Regions from separate parts of the Mus musculus genome. Here region 1 is linked to region 2. A link is a loop called in an ENCODE intact Hi-C map of the cell type or tissue named here. Cell type or tissue: heart. All regions are shown on one strand. Links, peaks and the distances in the headings refer to the core of each region. The heading gives the core; the rest is flanking DNA. Region 1 overlaps Zfand3 (zinc finger, AN1-type domain 3). Region 2 overlaps Zfand3 (zinc finger, AN1-type domain 3).

Region 1 (8,334 bases), core at 244-8,243, 74 kb after region 2:
GGTTTCTCTGTGTAGCCCTGGCTGTCCTGGAACTCACGCTGTAGACCAGGCTGGCCTCGAACTCAGAAATCCGCCTGCCTCTGCCTCCCGAGTGCTGGGATTAAAGGCGTGCGCCACCACGCCCGGCTGCGAAAAAAATTTTTAAGGAAAGCAAATTAGTTAGTATATGTGGTAGTTTGAATGAGAATGCCTTCTGTAGGCTCGTATATTTGAATGTCTGGTTTGCAGTTGGTAGAACTGTGGGAAGGGTTAGGAGGTATGGCCTTCTTGAAGAAGGTATGCCACTGAGGGTGGGCTTTGAGGTTTCTAATTTTGAAATTAAGAAATAGGAATGATTTTCTTCGTCCTTCATACAGGCTTCTAAAGGAATGAAAAGTGCATAGGTGCTCACTGTGGGCCTTGTGCTTTCTGTTTAATGCACGCACTGTGTATCAGTAGGAGCAGAAAACATAAGCATCTTCTCTTTCTCTTGTGCAGTGGGCTCTGTCCACTTGAAAGGAACTTGGAGCACCCAGACACCTGAGAAAGACAGCACTACTTTTATGCCCTTTGCAAAGTGGTCTGCAAGTGTCCCAAAGGAAATCAAAGCTGTAGAATGAAAAGTGTTTGAATTCATTTTTATTCACTCTGAAATTAATTGCTGTATCTTCACCTCAAAGGATAGTACCAGCTTCCAAGTTAAGAAATACGCATAATCGTGTAGACGGAGTTCTGAGCTCTGTGGTGAGAGCCTGGAGTGAATGCACATGCATCTGAGCAGAGAGCTTGTCCCAGGTCCCACGGTTGCACCTTAGTGTTCTCATTTACCTAATAGAGTCTGTGCTTTAAGTATATTGCTGTAGATCAGAGCACTGTAAAAGATATTAGAATTTTATCTTTTAGCAAGCTAATAGCTAGTGGTTCAGACCTTTAGATTTTAGTGAATAAAATTACTTTTTACTTTGTGAAACTATGGGGTTATTATTAGTTCTTTATCAGACATTAATTCATTCTGTGGTCACATGTAAAATCCCTAAATTTGCATGATGCTGATAGTGTTGTGAGAGGTTTGGCTTGCTGGAAACTGTAGACTTATACACATGCATTTGTATTTCCATGGCTGCAGCAAGCTATTATGGAAGGTCACTTAATGAAGTGAAGTCAATTCAAAACTAGCAGCATATAAAAGAGTTCTTGTCATGCCTTTTAGGCTAAACACTGATAAACAGGTGAGCTCTGAGTTAATAACCATGTGTTGTCTTCCCCTTTGCCTTTCTGAGTGGTATTTGTTTTAACTCTTCATTATTTGAAATGTTGAAAACTTATAAACTCACTGGAAGTTTTGGGCTCAAGACAAGTTTTGTTTGAAGTCACTTTAATTTTATTAGGACCTGTTATTTATTTTTTCTGTGTTTGAAATCATCGACATAATAAAGTAAACATAAGAATATTTCAGAGATGAGAGTTGCCCATGTATGCAAGTGGAAGTAGTTATATTTGACTGGCTGGATTATAACATCTTTGAAAGTGAAATTATGTGACACAGTGCTCTGCAAGTATACACGGTGCAGGGACAGCAGTAGTGAGATGGGGCAACGGGAACAGTTTTCTGAGAAGCCTGCAGCAGTGAGTACTCTTAACACCATTAGCTCCTAGACAAGCACCATGCCCTACAGTCACTCTGATAACCAGGTCGTCTGTGAAATGTCTAATAGGCAAGTGATGTATAGATCCATTCCTCAATATACATGGGGTACTCAGATCTGGGTGTGTTCAAGTGTTCTATTTAGAACAGTATGGTATTTGCTTATAGTTTATATACTTGTATGCCTCGGACTGGACTCAGTCGGCCCCTCAATTCACGGGAGAATCAGGTTCCCGGTATGCAGGAGTCTGCAAAAAGTGACAGAGTGCTGTATCTGAATGTAACTTCTCAAAGTGAGCATCAGACTTATAATACAGAAGAAAATAAGTTAGGTGACACATCAGCTAAGGTACATTGCGGTTACGGCATGCTTAATGACTCTTTACACAAAACAGAAGAATGCATACATAAAGACTGGCAGGAACTAGGCAGTGTAACAACTGAGACAAAGTCAGCTCTATCTAAGGCCAGCTATATTCTTAGAAGCCAGTTGTGAGGTCCTTATGCTCCCAGGGCAAGGGCTTTCATGCCCAAGCCATAGTTCTAATTCTGATTTATTGTTTAGCGCACCACCAGTCAGCTTGTAGTAAATACCTAACTATGCTATTCCTCTGGGCTAGTGAAAGTATGTGCTAGGGAGTTCTGCTCTAGCTAACTTTCTCATGAATAATGCAACACTCTAGTTCCTCCTTAAACCACAGCCTGATCTTCTTCCTAAACCATTGTAAATTCCTGTATATGGGAGTGACTCGGCTGTTATTCTAAGTGATTTTTGTGGGGGACTTTCTTCTATAAAGTAATATAGTCTGCCATACATAACTGTAATAAGAATTCTAAACTTACTTTGCTAAGCTTGCCCTAAAATTTCTAACTCTATGTAGTAGATAGTAATGCCTGATTTCTTTCACACTCTCTTTCAATACTGGAGGCAAGTCATCTGAATGAGTAACATTCTCATTAAATTCCAAGCCCAAGGTCAGCTTAGGGGCTGCCTAGGACATTGGTTAAGGCCAGGAAGCAAAGTTCAACCTAATCTAGGTATTTGACAAACATTCCTTGGAGGCACCTATAATAAAACAACACTGAAAAAAAGCACACAGATCCATCCACCTACTAATGCAGGACAAGTTTGGAGCATTCATGCCATAGGATGCCAAGGCTCCTGGAGGCTATGTTTCCGTGAAACTTTTTGCCTCAGGACTGCGTCCAAGCTTTTGGGCTTGCCACACAGACTTCTTCACTGGAGTGGGTGTGGCACTTGTACATATTTTAAAGCTTCTCTTGATTACTTATAATGCCTATTGTCTTTTAGTGCTATATAAATAGTTACTGCATTATTGCTAAGGAAAAGTACCAAAAAAGTGTACATACTCAGTACATATACTACATTTAAAAGAAGTGTGTGTGTGTGTGTGTGTGTGTGTGTGTGTGTGTGTGTCTGTCTGTCTGTCTGTCTGTCCAGCCTCAGAAGCCATAAAACGATGTTGGATCTTCCGGAGCTGCATTTACAAGGTAGTTTTGAGGCACACCATGTAGGTGCTGAAACCAAAGGTTCTCTGAAAGAACAGTTTTTGTTTTTAACTGAGCCAACTTTGCAGCCCCAGATGACAATTTAAAACATATTTTTATGCATTGGTTGAATCTCTGAGTGTATTGGCACGAAGGAAGGAATGTACGCACTGTACTGGACATGCCAGACAGGAAGTCTGTGGCTTTATGATGGCAGGATGGTGTGAGCGCATCACACTACTTAGAACAGGACACAGTTACAGAATTTCTGTTAAGCAGTCTTGCTCTATAACTGGCTGGGTAACTGGAGCTATAAGAGGTGAAAGGGAGCTCCCGGGCCTCAGCCCAGCTCCGTGTCACTGCCTTAGAATGAACAGTGTTCCTCCTCTGAGGGGTTCGTTCCCCGCCTCCGCTCTAATGGCAACACACTGGGAATGCAGAATCTTGGTCTGTTGGTGTGGTGAGGAAGTGGGACACAGCACAGGAACAAATGTTCATTCAGATGGAACCAAACAGTATACTGTAGCAGCTACAGTTGCGGTCATGCATACTTCTAACCTAGACTCCATCAGCTGGAATGGTTGAATGAATAAAATGGAAGTTACCAACTGCCAGACTTGAATTTTAGCCTAAAATACGTTGCTATAGAGTGGGAAGGATATGAAAAGTGAGTTCAGAGATAATTCACAACCTCTGTGTTTAATCATTTACAAATAAAATGCTTGCTTCTTTGTTAAGCCTACTGAGTAGCACATCGTGGTCTTGTAAAGATAAGAGGAGATTGGCATTTCTTTTGAGGATCTTCTCTCAGAAGTTATCCACAGCTTACTTAAAGCCTGTAAAATACACATGTGAACTCTTCCATCTCTAAGCTGGTGATTTTCTTGTCGTCACAAATCTGTGTAGGAATGTGTGGACAGTGAACTGCTTGCCCTGTTCCAGACATGATGGGCAGCTTCCAGTGAGATCATCAGTCTCTGAAAGTGCCATGGCTTGGGCGCTTGAATACGAGCAGGATGAGAAGTGAGAGTCTGCTCAGCAGATTGGCTCAGAATTTCTTTAGTGTGTTTCAAAGCCCAGGAGTTCCATGTGGGGTGGTTTAGTTTGATCTTTTTTTTTTTATGGATGCATAGCACACACACACACACACACACACACACACACACACACACACACACACACACGTTTTTACTTTCACTATATAGGCCATCTAAGCATGTTTTGAAAGGTGGAACTTTAGTCTCAAAGTTTGGCTCTAATATCTATCAAAGTTTGATAGACATTGACATGTTTCTATGGGTAATTCTTTGTAATCAAATCTTAATTTCTTTATAGTGGCAGTATATAAAAATGACTGTGGGGATTCATTATTGCATTGACAATAATAGCTAACAATTGCCTGTCAAAAATATACTGTGAGAGCACTTGGCGGTCTCAGATCAGATCCTGTTATATAGGAGGAGCAGCTCTTATGCAGCCACAAGGCTCCATCTTTCTCTCTGCTTTCAAAACTCAGCTAAGTCATTTAAGTATTTGACAGAGAAAGTTTATTTTTGGAATAATATGTCTGAACCATAGGGCTCCTATGTGAAATAAAAAAAAGTTATACATTAAAATTGAAGAAATATAAGATTTTTAACCATTAAAGACTATCGTAAGCACTTTTTGTGATTTGGGAGTGGAAAAACTTGAAGTTGGTGTGAAAGATGAATATCATATTAGCTAAGCTTAATTTTTTTTTTAACATTTGATTAGCTTTCAAGAACACTAAAAGTAGGATTCAAATAGTTCTTCAGCACATATGAGGGAAAGAAGATTATTTGAATGCTGTGATAATCTATTAAACTGAATGTACATGTATTAGGCAGTTTATTCAACCTGAAATTTTGGTTTTTTGAAATCCCTTTGCAATGCTGTTGTTCTGTAACCAGATGTCACTGATTCAGAGGAGTCTTCCAGGCACGTGCTGCATGAACTCAGACAAGGGCCAACCAGCTAGCTGCAGCAGCTGTCCTCCATGGTGTACCCTGAGATGTATATTTCTGTAGGGACAGCTTCAACATCTGTCCTCATGCCCCAGAGAAAAGTGATCATCTTCTGTACGCACACAGTACATACACACTGCACATGTTAGAAAGTGAGTTTAGTAGACTTGAGGTAATGCTTAATAACAGAAGATGTAAGTTAAACCGACCAGCTGTTGTGTCTGTTCTGATGTAATACAATGTGGGATGGTGAGAAGTTTCACACCAACTTTATTTCACACTAAATAATTTATTATATATATACACACACAGAGAACATGGGAAATTTGCCTGATTAAAAAGCTGTCCTTTCTAAATAAAATATAAACTTGGCTGTCTTCTGGGTCTCTGCTGTTGTCCTTGATGAGGGTCATTCCTGCACTCTGCTAAAACAGTTTCTTAGTGCTGTGATTATAAGGTGTTAAACTCTTACGTGTTTCTGCACAGCACATAAAAGTGCACAATGCTGATTCCTGCTGAGGTTTTAACTGATGATCTGTGATCAGGAGGATCGTTCAGAGTGAGGGGAGGAAGAAGCTATGGATTCCTTGAAATCTAAGGTAAAGAGTGTGAGGCTGAAGCAGGTTGTAGCCAGCATGTCTTATTGTTTATACACTGTAGCAAGTTGTAGCCCCTGTGTCTCATTGCTTACACACTGTAGCAAGTTGTAGCCCCTGTGTCTCATTGTTGTACACATTGCACCAGCATAACTCCTGAGGAGTGGCAGGATTTCAAAGTCCAAGGTTTTTTTCACAGATTTTGTAGCTAGACCAGTGCTAGTGAGAGCCCTACATTGCGTTTCTCAGGCAAGGCAGAGGGATGAAACAATTTGAATTTGGGGCCTAGGTTGCATTTTCATAGCAATAAGTGGTTAAAAATTTTGAAGAGAGGCGGGAGAGGTCAGCAAAGGCCGTTTTCTGTTGAACGTTCAGAAGGGTAATCTCCAGGACAGACTTACAAGTACAATATGATAAATGTAGTATGTGTAGCCGTGTAACTGACTTAACAGAGAGATGACGGCGTCTGTCGTATTCTTGCCATTTATTTAATTTTACCTATTTGCATAATGCCATCTAGTCCTTGGCTCAGGATTTAGGAATCAACAGTGAAATGATCATTGAATAAAAGTTTTAAAGTGTGAGCCTTGTTAGCTTTAAGTTAATTCTGGCCAATGGTAAGATTATATATTTAAAATTAGTACTAGGCTCAACAGCTAGAGGGACAGGCAGAAAACATGACCCAGAAAATGATTTCTGCCCATTTGAATGGAGAGTTTTTCCTCAAAGAGGTGGTTAGTGTCCATCCATTGATTTGTTTATAAGTGCAGTTTTTTTTGAGGTCGTAGAATGGATGTCTTGAATTCTAGCCGCAGCAGGATCAGGTGGGCTGTTGGAGAGGGAGAGACGGAGATGCTGCTCCAACCCAGTTGAATCAAAACCTGCTTGCCTGCCACACTGCAGAGAATTCTTGTACCTTTCAGGTTTGAGATAGAGAGGCTTAGGGACCTTTTGGAAAGCAGGGTCTTCAATTACATGTAATTAAAAAAAAAAAAAAATCCCCAAACTGGGATTATTGGAGGAAACTGAGTATTTACAATGGCAATTTACACTGATCTAAGGATACTGTACGAGGGAGGTCCGACCTTCATTATGGAGAATACAATTCATGAACTGATATTTTATTGCTAGACAAACTGGTGACTCCCTAAGGCTTGGAAAAAGTGTATTTTTTTTTTTTTTTACTTGGTTTTATACTTATAAACCCCAGGTAAAATTTCAAATGTAGGAACATTTCTTAAAGCAGGAAAGTTGGTCATGTCTGGGGTGTGCATGTCCAAAATGACTAAGATAGTTTGTGAGAGGTTTCTGAGCATGAGAACCCTGCTGTGAGCTGAGATCTTGTCTTCCTCATTCTGCTCCCCCCTTCTCTCTCTCTCTCTCTCTCTCTCTCTCCCTCTTCCCCCTCCCCTCCCCCCCTCCCCTCTTCCCTCTCCCCTCTCTCTCTGCAGCCCACATCATTTACCACTAACTAGGTGTCTCAGGGGTCCCAGTTCTAAGCTGTTACAGACTTTGGCAGTACTTTTAAGTGTTCAGTTTTAAAACTCAATTTTAAGGCTGTGAGAAGGACCCGGATTTGTCCTTGTTAGGTATATGTAGTACATGGTTTGTCAAAACCACAGTGGGCTTCCTGCTAATAGGAATTTAAATATATAGTCATTCTTGGATGTGTGTATCCAGGATTCAGAGGTTTTGGTCTCTTGGTAACTAATTAAGAATCCTGATGATACTTGCCTACAGGCATTGTGTTCATAGGCCAGATTTGTATCTTTCTGCACTGCCTTATGGAAGGACCTAAGGGAAGGGAGCCCTCATTGCTTTGTGTGTGTGTGTGTGTGTGTGTGTGTGTGTGTGTGTGTGTGTGTGTGTGTGAGAGAGAGAGAGAGACTGAGAGAGACTTGAATTTTGAGCCCTATAAATTAAAAGTTTAATGAATAGCTAGCAGATAATTTAAAAGAAAGAAACCTAACTTCTTTCACTCTGAGTGTGTGGTCTCTGTTGCCTGGTGCTGTTGTATGGAAGGGGAGAAAAATACTAAGTTTAGGTGGCATCTTAACAAGGGGATAAATGCTTTTGGCCCCATTTCCCACTGACATCTGATTTCTTCTTTCCCTCTCTCAGCAGCAAATAACATCCAAACTGCTGGATATCAGGTTATAATAGAGCCAGTGTTTACCTCCCACCCTCCACCCACAGTTAAATATTTGAAAATCCTTATATCAGGAGAGACAAAATGATCTTCTGAATTCCTCTCATGCATCTGTTAAACTGCAAGAGCTTGCCAAAACTGCATTCTGAACTCTTGCTGGAACCTGCCATAGTCCTGCATGTGTTACCAATATCCACATTTAGTTTTGGAAATGAATGTGGTTAGTTTCTGTTGTGGCTTTCTCAGAAAACTCTGGTGCCACATTAGGTGTTTGACTTGTCTTTGCTTCTGTCTGGATACATTGTAGGAAAGCAGATGGTCTGACTTTAAAGGACAGCATGTAAGCAGGAGAGTGTGACCTTTCCTGAGACACAAAGCTTATGTTTTCTTACTTCTTTGATATTCTTGTTGAATTAAGGCCTATTAAGGCCGCTGAGGAGTGAGCTTGCCATTTCTGTCAGGTGACGAACA
Region 2 (8,334 bases), core at 80-8,079:
GCCAGTCTGGTCCACAGAGCCGGTTCCAGTACAGCCAGGGATACACAGAGAAACCTTGTCTCAAAAAACAAAACAAAACAACAAAACAAAAACTTTGATAGAAGTAGTCTTGAGGCTTATTACTCAGTAGTGTTTTGCTGTTTGAGTAATTCAATTGTCTTTGGGCTGAAAAGAATCAGCTCAGGTTCCACACTTCTGGGACTTAGCAGCAGGAGCAGGCTTTGATCTAGGAATTGGAGTGAAGATACAGCATGTGAGATTCTAGGTATCCTAAGACTATGAGGCAGGGGGACACTAGCTGAGGAGCAGGAGTCATCACATACCTTGTGAGTCAGCTCCTTACACTGGAGCTTGAGTCTGCCAGGGAGGCCTGCACTCAGGAAGACTCTGAGGACCTTAGTAATAGGCAGGTGTCTCTGGTTGATTCCCAAGCTTCAGAGTGCACTTGTTGAAACCGATTGCTGATAGCATCCTTCCTACAAAGGACAAGCCTCCCTTGTGGGGCAGATGGGCTTAGGGAACCACACTTGGAGAACCAGGGCCACCCTCAGTTTCTTTGAGAGAATTTTTCCCCCCTCATTGATTCATTTTGTATGCAGGTTTGTTTTCTAATACTGTTCCTGCCATAAGGGATGTCATATCTATTCCTGATTTGATCTGGAAGTTTTCTCAGGGGAGTTACTCTAGAAAAGGCATCAAAGTATGTACTGGTTATGAAACGAGGCTTAGTAAATAGAACCTGTAAAACTGTGGTTTGTTTTTTGTTGGTTGTGTGGTGTGGATACCTCTCTTTCTGTATTTTGGTAATGGTGCTGCCGACTCCTCCTCTTTCTTCTCCTCCTCTCCCCTTTTCTCTTATTCTTTGTGTGTCTCTCTCTCTCTCTCTCTCTCTGTGTGTGTGTGAAACTTAGTTTCTTTACAAAAACTAATTGGATTTGGAGGTTGCCTCCCTAGTGGGGGTTGGACTGGAGAAAGAAGTGAGTGGATGGTGGTCCACAGCTCTTGTCTTTTCCATGCTACTGAACACATGCATTGCCTCATAGCCACAAAGAGCTGCCTTTCTTAAACTGTTGGCAGATGTGAGATTAGTGGAGACGTGTAAAGTTGAGTTGGAGCTGGGACAGTAGAAAAGAGTAGAGGCAGAATAAAGGAAGCATGCGGAAGTGAGGAACATGTGTGCGTTCAAGTGTAAGTTTCCTAAAAGAGCATCAAGGTGGATGTGTAAACATGGTGGCCGTGGAAGCCAAGGAAGCAGCCAGGAAAAAGCCATTGGTGGCTTTGCTGTGAAAGCTTAGGGTGGGGATTCTGGTAGGGAAGTGAGGGTACCCAGTGAAGACTGTACTTCCAGGCCATTTGGTTAGGAGTGGGGACGAAGCATTCCTCCCTTCTCTCCAGGCTGCCGCTGCTGTCAGGTATGGGATAGTCTGCATAAGTTGGTTTGAACGTTATTTTCCCCATTTTGCTGAGGATGGAATTTAACACAGACTTAAGGATTTGAGGAGGTAAAGTTGACTTTACTAGAGTTTTGATTTTTTTTTTTGGTTTTGTTTTTTGGAGACAGGGTTTGTCTGTGTAGCCCTGGCTGTCCTGGAACACACTTTGTAGACCAGGCTGGCTTTGAACTCAGAAATCCGGCCGCCTCTGCCTCCCAAGCGCTGGGATTAAAGGCGTGTGCCACCACTGCCTGGCAATTTACTAGTATTTTGAGACTAGGCCTTTAAAAGTTCCTTCTCCGTCCCTTCCCCTCTTTTCCCTCTCCCCACAGGAAGGCTTCTCAGTTTTCATTCCTGGTTGCATGTACTCAGCCAGAAGTCAGTGTCTGGGATTGTTTACAGCTCTTCCATTTCTATCTTCACGTTCATGAACTTGGTCTTCTATGTGTGTCTCTCCCTGTTTTCCTTGCTCAGGGAGCCTCTGTTTTCTGTTTATCCCTTGTTTCTTACTGAGGCTGCTTGCTGTATCCTGATCTTTTTTTCCTCTCTTTTATCCATTGTGCTTCTTGGAAAACAGATCAGTGTTCTTACTCTGAGTTAGAATCCACACTCATCTACCTTTAGATGATCCTGTTCGGCCTGCTTCACCATCTGTTCCCCCACAAACTCTACGTGAGCTCTGCAGAGCTGGTTATTGTTCTCTATTAGAAATATCCTGCAGAATTATGAGTGACTTTCATAATGACTCTGAGTGTTCATGTAGGTTATGATTTGATATCCTCATTCAAGAGGGCAGTGCAATGTGTAAAGGTTTCTGTCAAGGAGAGTTAAGATAGCTTAAAAAATACACACTACCTAAGGAACGGCTTTTCGCCTAGCTTTTAAAAACACTCAGGCACACAGGGCTCTCTAACCAGCTGTGTAAGTTCTGCACTGCAGTTCTGCTTGGATTCCTTCTGGAGCTCCATTTTGCTAAGTGGTTCTCCTTGGGGGTGTGGAGGATGTTGAATTTATCTCCTAGGAGGCATGTGACTGTGTGGCAAGGCATTTGGTTGTCACTGCTTAGTGGGCAAGAGTGAGCAAGAGTACATTATGTGTCCAGGATACCAGTCTGGGCAGGTCAAGGGAACAACTTGGGGGCAGTTGGTTGGTTCTGTCATGTGTATTCTTAGATTGGGCTTCGATTGCCAGTCTTGATGATAAGTGCCTTTACCTGCTGAGCCATCTTGAACCTCTTAAGATTTTTAAAACCGTGTTTCGTGTAGTGTTTTAAAGACCATGTGCTTATTCCTTGAGATGAGGTATTAATGCTCTTAAGACATAATGAGCACAAATAAAAAGCTCATTTAATGCATGTATGAGAAGGCCCTTGGAGGCCAGAGGAGTCAGATCTTGGAGCCAGAGTTACAGGGACTGCATGGACGAGGGTGCTGGGAACCCAGCTCAGGACCCTGCAGCAGTGGTGCACAGCCCTCATCTGCACATCAGCACACACTGACCATTGAGCCAGCTTTCTCCAGCTCCCTTCTTAGCTGTTTGTAATCACAGTTTCTGCTTTGGCTAGTGTGTTTGTTTTCTTTTACTGTCAAAAATGTTTGAGGCCGCCTGGCAGTGGTAGTACAAGCTTTTAATCCCAGCACTCGGGAGGCAGAAGCAGGTGGATTTTTGAGTTCGAGGCCAGCCTGGTCTACAGAGTGAGTTCCAGGACAGCCAGGGCTACACAGAGAAACCCTGTCTCAAATAAAACAAAACAAAACAAAACAAAACAAAACAAACAAACAAAAAAGACTTTAGTTCACAGTTTGGTGGAGTAAGGGCAACAGTGGCCACTGGCATGGGTTTGGTCCTGGCGAGGACCTCTTAGATGCCATCACAGTGTTGGGAGCATGTGGGAGCGGTAGAGATGATAATATGGCAAGATGTGGTGTGGATAGCTTCTGGCTTCTCTGTCTCTAAAGGCACATATTTTTAGTTATGGCAGTCACACCCTAATGACTTTCTCTAAACCTTACCGTCTCTCAGAGGGCTTAGCTGTGAGCATTTCCCACCACTGTAAATTCTCACAATAGTGATTTAACTCTACATGAGTTTAGGAGGGGGCAAACTATATTCTTATCCAGTAACTGCATAATTTTTTCTTTGGCATGGAAAGTGAGATAGAATGAATTTGCAATTATGGTCAGTATAGGGTGTGTTACCCTTTATTCTCTAGTCTGGTTTTTTTTTTTTTTTTTGGGTTTTCGAGACAGGGTTTCTCTATAGCCCTGGCTGTCCTTGAACTCACTCTGTAGACCAGGCTGGCCTCGAACTCAGAAATCAACCTGTCTCTGCTTCCCGAGTGCTGGGATTAAAGGCATGCTATCTGGGTTGTTTTGTTTTTCCAAATCTGTGTCCGTGGAAACATGTTAGCTACCTTGTAAATCATACATTAATTCTGAACGCCTAGAGATTGGCAGGTAGGGCTGCTGTGACAGAGGAGGGGGAACTAACAGTGTCCGTGGGAACAGTGTGGCTGCCTTGAGCTCAGCTGGGTTGGATATTTTAGAAATAACATTTTTACATTGTTAATTGAATTTTGATTAATATTACTTTCTCTTGTTAAAGAAGGCATGTGTTTATATTTTATTTGAATATGCCTACATCTGTCAAAAGGACTTGAGGTAGTAGCTTTATAAAGTGTCAGCACAAAGTAGAAGAATGATAATGTAATGCCATAATTAGACTGGTGAGCCACTGTTTTTCAGGACCAGTATTCAGAAGTTAGTTTTTTCCCACCTAACTTTTCAGGAGATTGTTAGGCACAGATTCCTTGAGGCTGTAGTGTCAGTGCACTTGCACTCCCCCTGCTGGCGGACTCTAGAAGTCTGCATGAGGAAGAGAACAAAGGTCTAATGCAGTCTTGAGTATTTGTCAAATTTCATATTCTTTGTTCGTTTGTAAAAAAAAAAAAACTGCTCTTCCGAAGGTCCGGAGTTCGAATCCCAGCAACCACATGGTGGCTCATAGCCAATCTGTAATGAGATCTTGACTTCCTCTTCTGGAGTGTCTGAAGACAGCTACAGTGTACTTACATATAATAAAAATAAATACATCTTTAAAAAAAAAAAGAATATATATATACATATATATATATATATATATATATATATATATATATATGGGACGCCATTTTGCAGAAGGGATGATTGTACCCTGTTTTGTTTGCAGCAGTCAGGAGGATGTTCATCGACTTCTTTTAATATTAATTTAGATTTTAGTTATAGCATACGTCAGAAACTTTTCTTACTCAAGGGGCGGGCCATCTTGGCCACCTTTTCTACCTGGCTTTTTTTTTTTTTTCTTAAGGAGAATATTCTGTAATTTTTATGCCTTTTAAAAAATCATTCATTAATAGGGCGTTACTTACAGAGTGTAGTTCAGTTTCTGTACAATGTTGGTAGCTGTAGGGGTGAATGTGGAAGAAGTGACACTTGATGAAGCTGTGGGACCATTCAGCTGCTGAGACTCCCACCAGTCACACGCAGTAGCTGGGTTTAGAGAGTGAGGACAGGGATTCCAGGCTGCAGGGAACGTGAGCTGGGAGAAGCACTGTTCAGGAACTGTACGCATTGATTACTAATCATCACATCAGCTCTGGCTGTGACCCCGCCCCACAGAGAGAGAGGAAGACCTGGGGCTGTAAAGCTTTTGTATTTGCAGATGAGAAACCTGCAGAGTTCATTCTGCATGGATCTGGCTGCAGGTGAGGGAAGACTGTCCTTTCTGGCTCTAAGTACACTGTGGGAAAGGCCAGTGGCATATATGTACTAGATGTGTGGATTTCTTGCTCAGTATATATTTAGAAGTGTGACTCTGAGCATTAAGTGTGGTAACTAGGGTGTTATTCTAGCATTTCAATGTTTTCAAAGCTTCTTAACTAGAAATATGTTGTGTATTTTCTGTTTCTCTTTGTTTCCTTGCATCACAGTTACTAATAGGAACGGAATCTTCAGATTTCAGTGTACACGAGATGTGCACTAGGGATAGAGTGGTACCCACTGGGCAAGTGCTCTTGTGAGCTATACCTGTTAGTCCCTGGAGTTTTTTAGAAAATGCAGTTAAGGAAAGAATGGCACAGGCAGTCTGTGGGGCTGCAGAGATGGTGCTGTGCTCTGGAGGATCTGAGTTGAGTTCCCAGCACCCATATCACATGGCTTCCAACTGCTTGCAACTGCACCTCCAGGGCATCCCAGGCTTTTTTCTTGCCTCTCTAGGCACCCACAAGCACCCACAAACATCACAGATACACACATATACACATAAAATACACATAAATAGGCAAGGGGTTTTGTGTGATTTATGTTTTGTTCTTGGTTTAAGTTATGCTTTGATTTAAAAAAAAATTTTTTTTAAAGATTTATTTATTATTATATGTAAGTACACTGTAGCTCTCTTCAGGCACACCAAAGAGGGAGTCAGATCTTGTTGTCAGATGGTTGTGAGCCACCATGTGGTTGCTGGGATTTGAACTCTGGACCTTCGGAAGAGCAGTCGGGTGCTCTTACCCACTGAGCCATCTCACCAGCCCCTTAAAAAAATTTTAATGACTTGTTTTGGGTGTTATTTTAGTATTACTGTTGAAAAGTTTGGACCTTCACTGTTTTTCTCGTTCTGCCTTAACCAAAAAAGATTTAGTAAACGTATTTTCAAATAGGCAGGGAGTCACGGTTTTGATTATAACAACTGTGTAACCAGGGCCAGGCAGGCAGTCATCTGTTTGGAGGAAGCAAACAGACTAAACAGCAGGGGACAAGCAGTGTTTGGGCCATTTGCCAAATCCTCCTGTCACATCACTTCTGTCTGAGGTATGAGGGTGGGTTGGCTTGATAACAGGCAGGAAGTTCCATCGGGGCAGGGGCTGTTTGACTTGGTTTTCAGACACTGTTTTTACCAATGTTTGAAACATAATGGGTATGCAAAAATGTATTTATGGAAAAGAACTATTCGCCCGCAGAGAGTATTCCTGAGACAATAAACATGGACACAAACAAACAGTCTGTTGGCTCACTTCTTTGCAGTGGGGTAATTGTAACTCAGCTCTATAGATATAAACACTTTAATCTTTTTCACAGGCCTCTTGGCCATAAAACTGTTCACTAAATTGATAATGGTATTTTTTTCCCTTTTAAAATGTTAGGTTTAAATGTGAGTGGTTAGGTTTGCATCTTCAGAATTCATATTTAATATTAGCTTCTAGTAGTTCATTGTCATGAAAATAAAGTTTCTTTGTGCAGAACAGTTGGAAATCAAGGACATCTGATAGTACTAACCGTGAAATACTTTGTTTTTAATGTTTCTGCATTGCTGAGAACTAAGGCAGACACTTTACTCTTTTCTACTAAGTCATTTAAAGGTAAATGTTTGCCAGGTTTACAAAGTTGATGCAACGGTCAGTAAGTAGCAACTTAAACATTGTGTTACTGAATTTAAAAATTAAGTCAAAAAGAGCCTTTTGTTTTTGAGGCTTAAATTACTATTTTTTTTTTCTGTATTCACACATGCAGACAGTTTCTATTCTGATTTTATCTGATGGCCTTGTTTAGACCTTCCTGGTGCTAAGAAAGAAGGAGAGAGGAGGTGCCTCTGGCAGTGGAGGGCAGGTTAACTAGAAAGGGGTCATAGATGATGTGGTCTGTAGGCAGTTTGGGGTCTGATGGTTGGCACAGAAACTAGTTTGCTGCAACAGTGAAACTTGCAGTGGACCCCTCCCCCCATGTTATCTCTGGCTGCTCTACTTGGCTTAGTGCCCAGAGCTGTCTCTGATGGAAACTTCTGCCTTAACCTTAAGCAGAGAGAGTTCATTGGAGGACTCAGTAACAGAAGTGTTTAGAAGGCAAGCCTCCTGCTAGTGGAACAGAACAGGGAGATTCCAGCTCAGATTTGAGTTCAGTGTGGGTTTCATAGCAAGATTCCTTGTCCTTCCCTTCCCCCACTAAAAAGTTTCTTCCTGGAATTATGTTTGAGTGGTATTGTGAAATTAGATAGGGTGTGTCTGTGTTTGCTCAACTAATTATTCTAATTTGATAGGAGCTTGAGAAGATTCAGATTATCTTGATAGGCTCCCAGTTTTTCATAGATGATTGGTAAGAAAAGATTTAAATCAAAAGATGGCCTTTTTATTTTAGACATTTTTAGAAAGCCAAACGGTAGTGAGGTCATTAATATCAGCCTTTGGGAGCAGGTGCAGGAGAATTGCCCCAATCTTGAAGCCAGCATGGTCTGTGTAGTGAGCTTTAGGCTAATTGAGGTTACATGTAGTGAGACTGTGTCTTGAAATAAACACAACAAAGAATATTTATTAATTTTTTTTGGAATAAAAAAGAAGCTTGAAATTAAATTTTAGTTCCTGTACAGATGTCTGATTTTTGTGGCCATCTCCATTGTCAGAGCATTGTTTTGTGTGCAGACAGAGCTGAGTACTAGGACAGTGCACTTAGTAGTGGACTATCAGTGATTTTTGAAATTTCTGCATCAGAGAAAAAGGTTCATTTTTTTTTTTTTCAGTCATTGTAAATGTTAGTAAGAAATGCCTTTGAGGTCAAGTCAGAATTCACCAAGACTTTTAGGAACTTGTCAGTAAGTGGTACTATGCCACTATGAAATGTTTGGACTTGTGCAAATCTGTGCAATCTGTGCAAAATTGTGCAATCTGGGGTACTTTCAAAGATGCCATCTCTGTTAGTGCATTTACCCACATGGTTTAAGTGTGGAGCAGAGTGAGAATTTGGAAGCAAAGCTGAGCTAAACAGTAGTGTAAGTCATTAATTTTAAAGACACTCAGTAATTCATCTCCTCCATTAAGGCTCCATAGCTTCCCAAAACAGCTCCCCTAGTGGAGATCAATTTGTGTGTGTGTGTGTAT

The links. A loop is a pair of places that touch in the nucleus more often than their neighbours do. Peaks named below come from ENCODE experiments on the same cell type or tissue, not always from the same donor. Only the 100,000 strongest peaks of a DNase experiment are listed, where the experiment ranks them.
Region 1: it touches region 2 in a loop (2.1-fold over the local background); 5 of 42 quality-filtered maps call a loop at or near these places.

What each region holds. Positions count from the first base shown.
Region 1 is chr17:30,094,029-30,102,362 of GRCm38, forward strand. The region is part of intron 2 of Zfand3 (zinc finger, AN1-type domain 3); the gene reads left to right. Among named protein-coding and RNA genes, the nearest start is that of Zfand3, 93 kb to the left of the region's middle. In heart, for the core only: no CTCF peak of the experiment used is centred there; no DNase peak of the experiment used is centred there.
Region 2 is chr17:30,020,572-30,028,905 of GRCm38, forward strand. All of the region lies in intron 1 of Zfand3 (zinc finger, AN1-type domain 3), which reads left to right. Among named protein-coding and RNA genes, the nearest start is that of Zfand3, 20 kb to the left of the region's middle. In heart, for the core only: a CTCF peak has its summit at 4,280 (motif pointing left); DNase peaks (open chromatin) are centred at 6,270 and 7,190; H3K4me3 peaks cover 1,289 bases; H3K27ac peaks cover 2,686 bases.